Regions from separate parts of the Homo sapiens genome. Here region 1 is linked to region 2. Evidence: chromatin contacts called from ENCODE Hi-C or POLR2A ChIA-PET data. All regions are on one chromosome and are shown on one strand. Each heading gives the region's core, a stretch centred on a gene start or an enhancer-like site at or near the end of the contact. The rest is flanking DNA. Distances are from core to core; before and after follow the strand shown.

Region 1 (4,943 bases), core at 1,606-4,105, 110 kb before region 2:
TTCATGAAAAGTAAAGTTTCGCTTCACAAGTAAAGCCTGGAATTTGCAAATCAAAATAACTTGTTTAGACTATTGTCCTACTAACTCAAAAGGTGATTAATTCCCTAGTTTAGGATTTATTATATAGAGAGATTCTCCCAAAGCAGTATATGAATCCACTCAATCCTGCTCTCCACTCCAACCCCACTTAACTTCCATTTTTCTTGCTGCAGTTCTAGTTTAAGCCCTGATCATTTTTCATGTGAACTCTCTCAATAGGCTTCTGTTTTGTTTCCCCATGTCTGATCTTGATCCTTTCAAGCTATCTTGTTCCTTATTGCTAGAGTGCTGCTATTTACAAAATATGATTTTGATAGTTACTCAACGCTTAAAACTTTTCAATGGCTCCTGTGGCCTACAATAAAAAGTCCAGATTTCTTAGTGCAGTGTATAAGGCTAATTATCATATGAGTTTTGACTACTAGCTTGTGTCTCTACCATACTCTGAATACCTTTTTTTCCTCATAGTACTTAAGCCTTCTTCCTCCTCTCATAGTCAGCCTCTTGAGGGAAGGGCTCTGTAACATCTTCGCATCCTTTTATCTCACATAGTTTCCGACACAAGATAGGTACATGATAAATATTTGCTAAATTAATAAAGGTAAATAATTATGCCTAATTGTTCATTTTATTATTTTGAACTTTATTATATTGGCTTTTCCTTAAGCTGGAATATATATGTATATAATTAAATTAGGTTTTCCTGAAGCCACATATATATGGCTTTAGAAAGTATATAGGATAATATAGGATATGTATGTGTATCTATATATGGACACACATTAATATCCTATCATATTATCCTATATATTTTTATCCTATATTATTTTATATATTATATTATCCTATATATTTTCTAAGGCCATATATATATGTGACTTTAGGAAAAGCAAATTTATTATATACATATATATTTCAGCTTACGCATATATATGTCCTATTAAGACATATAAGTACAGGGATACATAATATTTTGGGTCAAATTCCATCATCCTTAAAATCTACATTGATAAACTAATAAAATTTAGAGACTGAAAAGAAATGAAATTATGCGATTCATGCCCCAAAAAGATTTACAATCTGCTAATGATGTCATAGCAGAGTTTTAATAAAATGTCCTAAATAAGCAAGGAATTACGCAGGAAGAGGGAGTCATTCCACTTTTAATTTTATCCTTCTATATTTTAATGGAAAAGGCACTGTTGTTTTCACTGTCCATTTCTTCTTGTTTCAGACTCATGGTTCAGGGGTTTACTTATTTAAGGCATGAAGATCTTCCTGATATTTAAGAGATATTCTTCCTCATTTTACCATGATTTAACTTTGCATGCTGAACCAAATATGGCAGAATCAAATAATGCATTTTGCACTATGTTTTCAAAGTTATTATTATTATTATTATTATTTTACTGAGTAGAATACCTATTTTGAACCTCTCGGTTCCATCCCCTATCATGATTGACTGTCAGGAAGCACCGTGGGGGCTGATGTTCAGAAAGCCCTTTCAGCTACATTTCATATGTTCCTTCTCAAAATATTCCTGTGCCTCAGTGTTCCTTAGCCAATATTTATGTGGCAGGGAAATGTGTCTTATCTCTTTTGTGTAGATGATTAAAGTGCTGCACAACCATAAGGTGGTTTCATTCTGCTGTTTTCTACCCTACACCTGTGACTTTGATAGGGAGCTGTTGATGGGCCTGGGAATAGCTTGCAGATGTGTATGTACCAGCAGTATGTTAGGATTCAGTCTGAAAACTAGCAAGTCTGCAGCCTTGGCATCCAGGGCTAGATGTTTCTCACATTTTTCTTTCCTACATTTCTTCCTGTTCAGCCCCTGGTTTTCCAGAATCGTGGTTAGGTTTATATTGGTTAAGGTTTCTGTTTGTTTGTTTCTTAAAGCTTCCTCTTGTAGTTTAAAATCCTGAAGATCCTCAGAGCTTGAGCCTTGACCTTAGGTTTGGAGAATGTGGGGTCTGTGCAGCTGTGATCCTACTTGAATAAGTTTGGGCAAGTCATGGGACAGGAGTCTCTGTTTCTTCATTTGTTATATGGGTTTATTATCACCTGACAAAAGGGTTTCTTTAAAGTTTCCATGAGATTATTTGTGAGCGAGTGCTTTGAAAGGTGTAAACTGTTGTACAATTTTGACCTGGTATAATAATGATTTTTTTTTGAGACAGAGTCTTGCTCTGTCGCCCAGGCTGGAGTGCAGTGGCATGATCTTGACTCACTTCAACCTCTGCCTCCCGGGTGCAAGTGATTCTTCTGCCTCAGCCTCCCGAGTAGCTGGGATTACAGGTGTGTGCCACCATGACCAGCTAATTTTTGTATTTTTAGTAGAGATGGGGTTTCAGCATCTTGGCCAGGCTGGTCTTGAACTCCTGACCTCATGATCCACCCGTCTCGGCCTCCCAAAGTGCTGGGATTACAGGCATGAGCCACTGCGCCCGGCCCGATAATGATGTATTTTTTAACCTATGGCTATTAAATTCCTGTGGGCAATTATGTGGGATGAATCTTTGCTATATTATAATAACCAGTGATTTCAGCTAATGCAGCCAAACATCTGGTCAAATCCACTGTAAAGCTATTTCAACTGAATTGGTTAATAGACCTGTATATAGAGAGAGTCCAAAATAGCCTCAAAATTTAACTTTGCTTTTAATAAAGAAGCTTCCTGTTTGTCTCATTAATGGCACCTGTCTGACTCACTTCTGAGCCAGATGTTATACTTCATCGTTTCATAATGTGTCATTTCTGCACACCGACTTTCTTTTCATAGTTTCTGAAGCAAAATCTATTTCATCCCATCACCAGGATATTGTTGGTGACAGCTGCAACACCCGAATAGGTAGCTTTAGCTTTCACATGGACATAGATATGGAAAATGTTCTCAGAATCGAGCCAGCAGGGAATGAAACATATGGCAGGCAGTGAAAGAAGTGAAGGCTCGTTTCTATAACAAACCCCTCTGAGTTTTGACAAGGCTCTCTGATATACTGTCAAACCACCCCAGGGCTGAGAGGCAGGTAACTCTTCTCTATCTCTAGTCTGAGCACTAAGACTTGCCTGAGGAAAGAACTTTCTTACATTGTTATCTAAAAACTGTGAGTTCTTCATGATTAGATATAATAAATAGTTTGTAACCCCTAGCTGCTCATCAGATTCACCTGCATAGATACTTAGAACTCTCCCCAACCCCCTCCCCCTGCATCCTTCAATATTTTAATTCAGTAGGTCAGGGATGGGGCTCAGGCATTTTTTTTTATTTTTTTATTTTATTATTATTTTTAGTTCTTCTGGTGTTTCTGACGTGCAAAAAGCTAGCCAGAAATGTATTAGAGAATCTAATTATCAAATGGACGGTTGTTCTAGAAGATGGACTTTAAAGACCTCTGCCAAAGCTGAGTGTGTAAAAGTAGATGAAGATAAATCTTCACTTGCAGGGGTCAAAGTCTGCAATGCATACAGGAACTAATAGGTAAGGTGAATGTGAAGTGTGAAGCGGCTTATACAATATAAGTAGTGATGGGGATTGTGGCAAACTGGAGAATGAAACTCTGTTGAAAGGCACGCCAGCTAACAAAATGTCACTGTGGACAGATTTGGCCTTTGTTCTCCTCTTTTACTTGAGTATAAAGTCTTCATGCCTGGAGTTTTCTTCAGTTTCTCCTGTGTGAAATACTCAGTGTTATTTTCCTTTTGAGATTTTAAAAATAATGTTAAAACATTAAATGTAAGAGGGGTATCTTGTAGACTGCTTTTCACAAAGGTAGAGGAGAGGAATATGATTAAAATGGATCCATTTCTATTTCTCATTTTATCCCCCAGCTTACCCCATCTGACTACATGGATAGCAAGTTTGAGTTGGATGAGGCTAAGCAGGGCATAGTGAACCTGACATTCAGTTTTTCTCAATTTCTTCTGCTCCTGGATTCACTCCTAATCCTGTAGGACAGTGGTAAGAAAGACATCAATAAAATAAGAGAACTATAAATGAATAGGAAGCACTTCAAGAAGATTTGAAGAACTATTTTAAAGTTAGAAGTATTTTAGGGGCATCTGCTGAAAATGTTGCCTAACTGTGATATTTCTTTTTTTCACTCTGGGGCAATGAAATTTTATGAGTCACTAAATACATATTTTGACATCTGGCTTCACTGCTTTTTTTTTTTTTTTCTGGAATGCTGTAAATTCTCATCATGAGAGTTTACTTCTTGTCAGTCTTTTGATACTATACTCTCAATCATTTTCTGGGTGATTTACAGATGGTGGTACCTAATTGCCTTAGGCCTTAGTTTCCTGTTAATTCCCTAGGCTATGGTAAGGCATAAGGCAAGGAATGAAAATGTTAAACTTTATGTGAAGGCAGGCTTAAATTTTGACCTTCCCTAACTATGCAACTTTTATCTTTGTGCTTGTTTCATTTGTTAATGTAAATTCTTATATTTAGCATTATTTAGACATGATTTCATACAGATTTGAAGATTCTCTTGACTTAAAATTTTGTTCTGACACCTCTAGTCTTAACTACAGCTACCAGTTTTGGAACTCTGATCCATGTGAGATCCTGAGATGTTTTAATTTAGAGTTTGTTGATTTTATTTTGTAGAGAAATTAATTTTACATAGACATAAGGTAACAACTGCTCTTTTTTTATAAGTAAATTTTTAAAAATTTCAACTGAATATTTATGAGCATCAAAGAGAGTTTTAGTTTCCCTGTATGTCTATGCTGTTTGATACATGGAAAATGTGGATGAGCAATAGGTACTAGCCATTTTCATGTGTATGAAATAAAAATTTCTTCTATGATTGTGCATTTTAGGCTATTGGCTCAAGGGTAAGGAAGGGACTAGATTATAGTTCTAAGCTTCTGATCATAGTGTTTTTTTCCTCCCTATG
Region 2 (4,477 bases), core at 1,161-3,660:
TTTTCCTTTATAAACTGTTTAATTTTTTAAACTTTTTGACTTTTTTGTAATAATGCTTAGCTTGAAACACAAGCACATTCTACAGCTATATAAAAATTCCTTTCTCTCTCTTTTTTTTTTTTTTTTTTTTTTTAAGATGGAGTCTCGCTCTGTCTCCCAGACTGGAGTGCAGTGGTGCAATCTCGGCTCACTGCAAGCTCTGCCTCCCGGGTTCATGCCATTCTGCTGTCTTGGCTTCCCAAGTAGCTGTGACTACAGGTGCCCGCCACAACACCCAGCTAATTTTTTTTTTTTTTGTATTTTTAGTACAGACAGGGTTTTACCATGTTAGCCAGGATGGTCTCGATCTCCTGACCTCGTTATCTGCCTGCCTCAGCCTCCCAAAGTGCTGGGATTATAGGCAAAAATTCCTTTCTTTATATCTTTCTAAACTTTTTTTCTATTTTAAGAATATTTTATTTTTTACTTTTTAAACTTTTGTGTTAAAAACTAAGACATAAACACACATTAGTCTAGGGCTATACAAGGTCAGGATCATCAATATCACTGTCTTCCACCTCCATATCTTGGCCCATTGGAAGGTCTTCAGGGGCAATAACAAGCATCTCCTATGATAAAATGCCTTTTTCTGGAATCCCTCCTGAAAGGACTAGAAGGTTATTTTACAGTTAACTTGTTTTATGAGTAGAAGGAGAACACTCTATTATATTGATAAATGGTGACTCACACCGGTAATCCCAGCATTTTGGGAAACAGAGGAGAGAGGATCCCTTGAGCCCAGAAGTTCAAGACCAGCCTGGGCAACATAGCAAGACTTGTCTCTACACACACAAAAAAAGCCAGTCATGGTGGTGTGCCTGTAGTCTTAGCTACTTGGGAGGCTGAGGCAGGTGTATAGTTTGAGCCTAGGATTTCGAGGTTGCAGTGAGCTATGATTATGCCACTGCGCTCCAGCCTAGGTGACAAAGCAAGACCCTGTCTCTAATAAAAATAATAAAAATTTTAAAAAGTTAAAAAATAATGATAGAGTATAGTATATCAAATACATAAACCAATGATATAGTTGTATCAAGTATCATGTTTGTATAATTATATGTGCACTTTTATATGACTGGCGGCAAAGTAGGTTTGTTTACACCAGCACCACCACAAATACGTGAATAGTGCATTGTGCTATGAAGTTATGATGGCTACAATGCCACTAGATGATAGGAATTTTTCAGCTCCATTGTAATTGTATGAGACCATCTTTGTATTAAATATATGTGATCCGTCGTTGACTGAAACGTCACTATGCAGCATATGACTGTATTTTGAAAACAGAGATATATTGAGTTATCGCAGAAAACTTTAATAACACTGAAATGTATAGAAAATAGGCTGGGGATTAAATTACACTATTATTTTACATCCTCTGCAACGGAGGATGTTTCTCCTTTGTGTCAAGAAACCTCTGCGGTATTTGCAGCAGTAAATTTGTAGGTTGACTGTGTAGCTGAAAATTGTCACTAGGGGGCAGCCTATCACTGAAATGTGGATGATACTTCCTGCGTCATCTGATTTCAATGAGAAACTGGCCCAGGGAGTCACACGTTCTCGGCACAGCTTCTAAAGGAAAATTGATGCATCTATAAAATGTTGAATCAGCACAGTCACTCGGTGGTGAGTAAAGGAAGGAAAAAGTCTTGCATAATATTAAAAGCCCAGCATAAATCAATGGTTAGACATACAAATGTTGTGTGCTTTGATCACAAAACCTTTATGTGTGTGTGCTGAGCAGGAGAATATGGGCTACTGTCTTTTAAAACAGAGTCATAGTTTAACTTTTGTTATACACACACACACATACACACACACACTCTCTCTCTCTGTCTTGCTCACTCTCTTTCTCTTTCTCGCTCGCTCGCTCTCTCTCTTTCTCTCTGAATTAAAAGCCACCGTGCAGGTAAACATTTTACAATTGGGAAGGAAATTGAAACAAGTAGAAATTGATTAATTCCTTTAGCTCTTAAACCCTAGGTTTAAGCTGAGCGGAACGATGTGGTCTGGCAATTCCTCCCCTGCTTGGTGACTTTTGCTTGACCCTATATTTTCATCTATTGTTTTTCCTCTTTGCTACTCTTTCTCTTGCATTTTATATTCCTCAAGTGATCTCACCTAACAAAATCAACAGCCCCAGCTCTGAGGAGAGTCGTCGCTGTGTTTTCTTAACCGGGCTCTGAATGGTCTCAGAACATTACACAGAGGCAATATTTGAAATGTGATCCTGCCCAGTTCTCCTTTGAGCAGCAGAGCTGTCGGGTGCTATCGTATCTATGATCATTAAAGGCCTCTGAGAGCCCTAACGTCCCTGAGCGACTGGTGTGACCTTGTGTAGTCTGGGAACTGGAACAGAGCTAAGGTTGGCCTGACACACTGTCACCCAGGGCATGTGTGCAGCATAAGGTGGCCATGGAGATGCATGTAGAAACTTAGGAGCCATGCCCAAAAGCCCTTGATGCAAATGGAGCTTCAAAATGAAGAAAGATATAACTAATGCTAAATGACGAGTTAATGGGTGCAGCACACCAGCATGGCACATGTATACATGTGTAACTAACCTGCACATTGTACGCATGTACCCTAAAACTTAAAGTATAATAATAAAAAAATGAAGAAAGAAATCTATTAGACTGGAGGTAGGAATCCCCAGAAACTTAGGCCTACAGAATTAGCAGTCCAGTAAGGTAGAGGCTAGAACTTGCGGCAGTAGTAGGCATGGCTGGGTGTGGACTCTCTAACCAGACTAGGGTTTGAATCCTAGCTCTGTCTCCTGCTACCTGGATGACATTGGATAAGTTACTTAACGTCTCTGTGCTTTAGGTTTCTCCTCTGTAAAATGAGTGCTTGAAATACTGCCTGGCACATAATGCATTCAATGAAGGTTAGCTGTTATTATTAATGATACAGAGATGAGAGAAGGAAACTTAATGGAAATCTTAGTTTCCTCATCTGTGAAATGGGAGTAATAGTAGAATCCACTTTATAGATTATAGAAATATGGGAAGAATTATAGAGGTATCATAAGAATTATGGAGATGTTGGCCAGGCACAGTGGCTCATGCCTGTAATCCCAGCACTTTGGGAGGCCAAGGCGGGTGGATCACCTGAGGTCAGGAGTTCAAGACAAGCCTATAGAGAAACCCCATCTCTACTAAAAATACAAAAATTTGCTGGGCGTGGTGGTGCGCACCTGTAATCCCAGCTACTCGGGAGGCTGAGGCAGGAGAATCACTTGAACCCGGGAGGCAGATGTTGCAGTGAGCTGAGATTGCGCCATTACACTCCAGCCTGGGTGACAAGAGTGAAACTCCATCTAAAAAAAAAAAAAGAAAAGAATTATAGAGATGTTAATAAGAATTACTTGAGCTGTTATATAGGAAGTACTTGGACTAGTACCTGCCTATGGTAAGTGCTCAGTAAATGTTAACTATTATTGTTATTGTTATTAGAAACCTGAATGGAGATAATGCTACTTTCCACTGTAAAGGACTAAAAAGAGTTGTGAGGAATGAATGTTTTCAGTGCCTCATAAACACCCAGGATGCTCCATAAATGTCTATTTGTTTAATTACTTAGCTTGAGAATTCTGTTGCTGAGGTTGCTTAGTATCCATGAAACCTAATTTCAGCAACGGGAGCCTAGAGTTTAATAGCATTAGTCCCACAAAGCAGTGGGTCAACTGTTCTATGTCCTGAAACCTCTTGGATAATCTGAAGATATCTATGGATTCTTACCCCAGAGAAAACATACACCTGTTCACCATTTTGCATACACATTCAGGAGTCTTTAAGCACATCTTGAAGCCCATCCAGGGATTCTGTAGAAATCCATGGGTCCAGAGCTCAGAATTAAGAATTTCTATAATAGAAGAATGTAACTAAAAGAATTTTTTTTTTTTTTCTGAGGCAAGGTCTTACTCTGTCACCCAAGCTGGAGGGTGGTGGCATGATCTTGGCTTACTGCAACCTCTGCCTTCTGGGCTCAAGTGATCCTCCCACCTCAGCCTCCAGAGTAGCTGGGACTACAGGTGCACACCACCACATCTGGTTATTTTTGTGCTTTTATTTATAGTACAGACAGGATTTCACCATGTTGGCCAGGTTTGTCTTGAACTCCTGGCGTCAAGTGATCTGCCTACCTTGGCCTCCCAAAGTGGTGGGATTACAGGCGTGAGCCACTGCACCTGGCTGAAGGGATGATTCTTTACAGATTTTGTTATCAAGAATAGGGTTAGGAGGATGCCCCAAAGTCAGCAAAGCCCTTAAACCAGTGGTTCTCAAACTACTGGTGGTGGAAATTCAATAATAACCTGAGATACTCATTAAAATTAAGATCCTTGGGCTGTTTCACCAGATATTTTAGGTCAGTAGGTCTTCAGAATGTCATAGCCCAGAAAATCAAATTTTAGCATGCATCCTATTAATTTTTATGTAGG

The links. A loop is a pair of places that touch in the nucleus more often than their neighbours do. ChIA-PET counts read pairs that join two places held with the same protein, here RNA polymerase II (POLR2A). Pooled maps may share reads with other maps.
Region 1: a pooled map shows a loop between it and region 2 (2.4-fold over the local background). The contact joins two enhancer-like sites. A Hi-C loop is called at or near these places in 1 of 50 pooled maps. POLR2A ChIA-PET finds 5 or more read pairs at or near these places in 3 of 52 experiments (GM10248, MCF 10A and OCI-LY7).

Annotation. Positions count from the first base shown.
Region 1 is chr2:161,102,228-161,107,170 of GRCh38, reverse strand. All of the region lies in intron 2 of TANK-AS1 (TANK antisense RNA 1), which reads left to right. Among named protein-coding and RNA genes, the nearest start is that of TANK-AS1, 56 kb to the left of the region's middle. RefSeq lists a silencer at 2,637-2,706. Within about 2 kb of position 2,855, at least 2 of the 41 ENCODE cell types and tissues checked have a DNase peak (open chromatin) inside an H3K27ac peak, as active enhancers do.
Region 2 is chr2:160,991,629-160,996,105 of GRCh38, reverse strand. No RefSeq gene overlaps it. Among named protein-coding and RNA genes, the nearest start is that of TANK-AS1, 170 kb to the left of the region's middle. Within about 2 kb of position 2,410, at least 7 of the 41 ENCODE cell types and tissues checked have a DNase peak (open chromatin) inside an H3K27ac peak, as active enhancers do.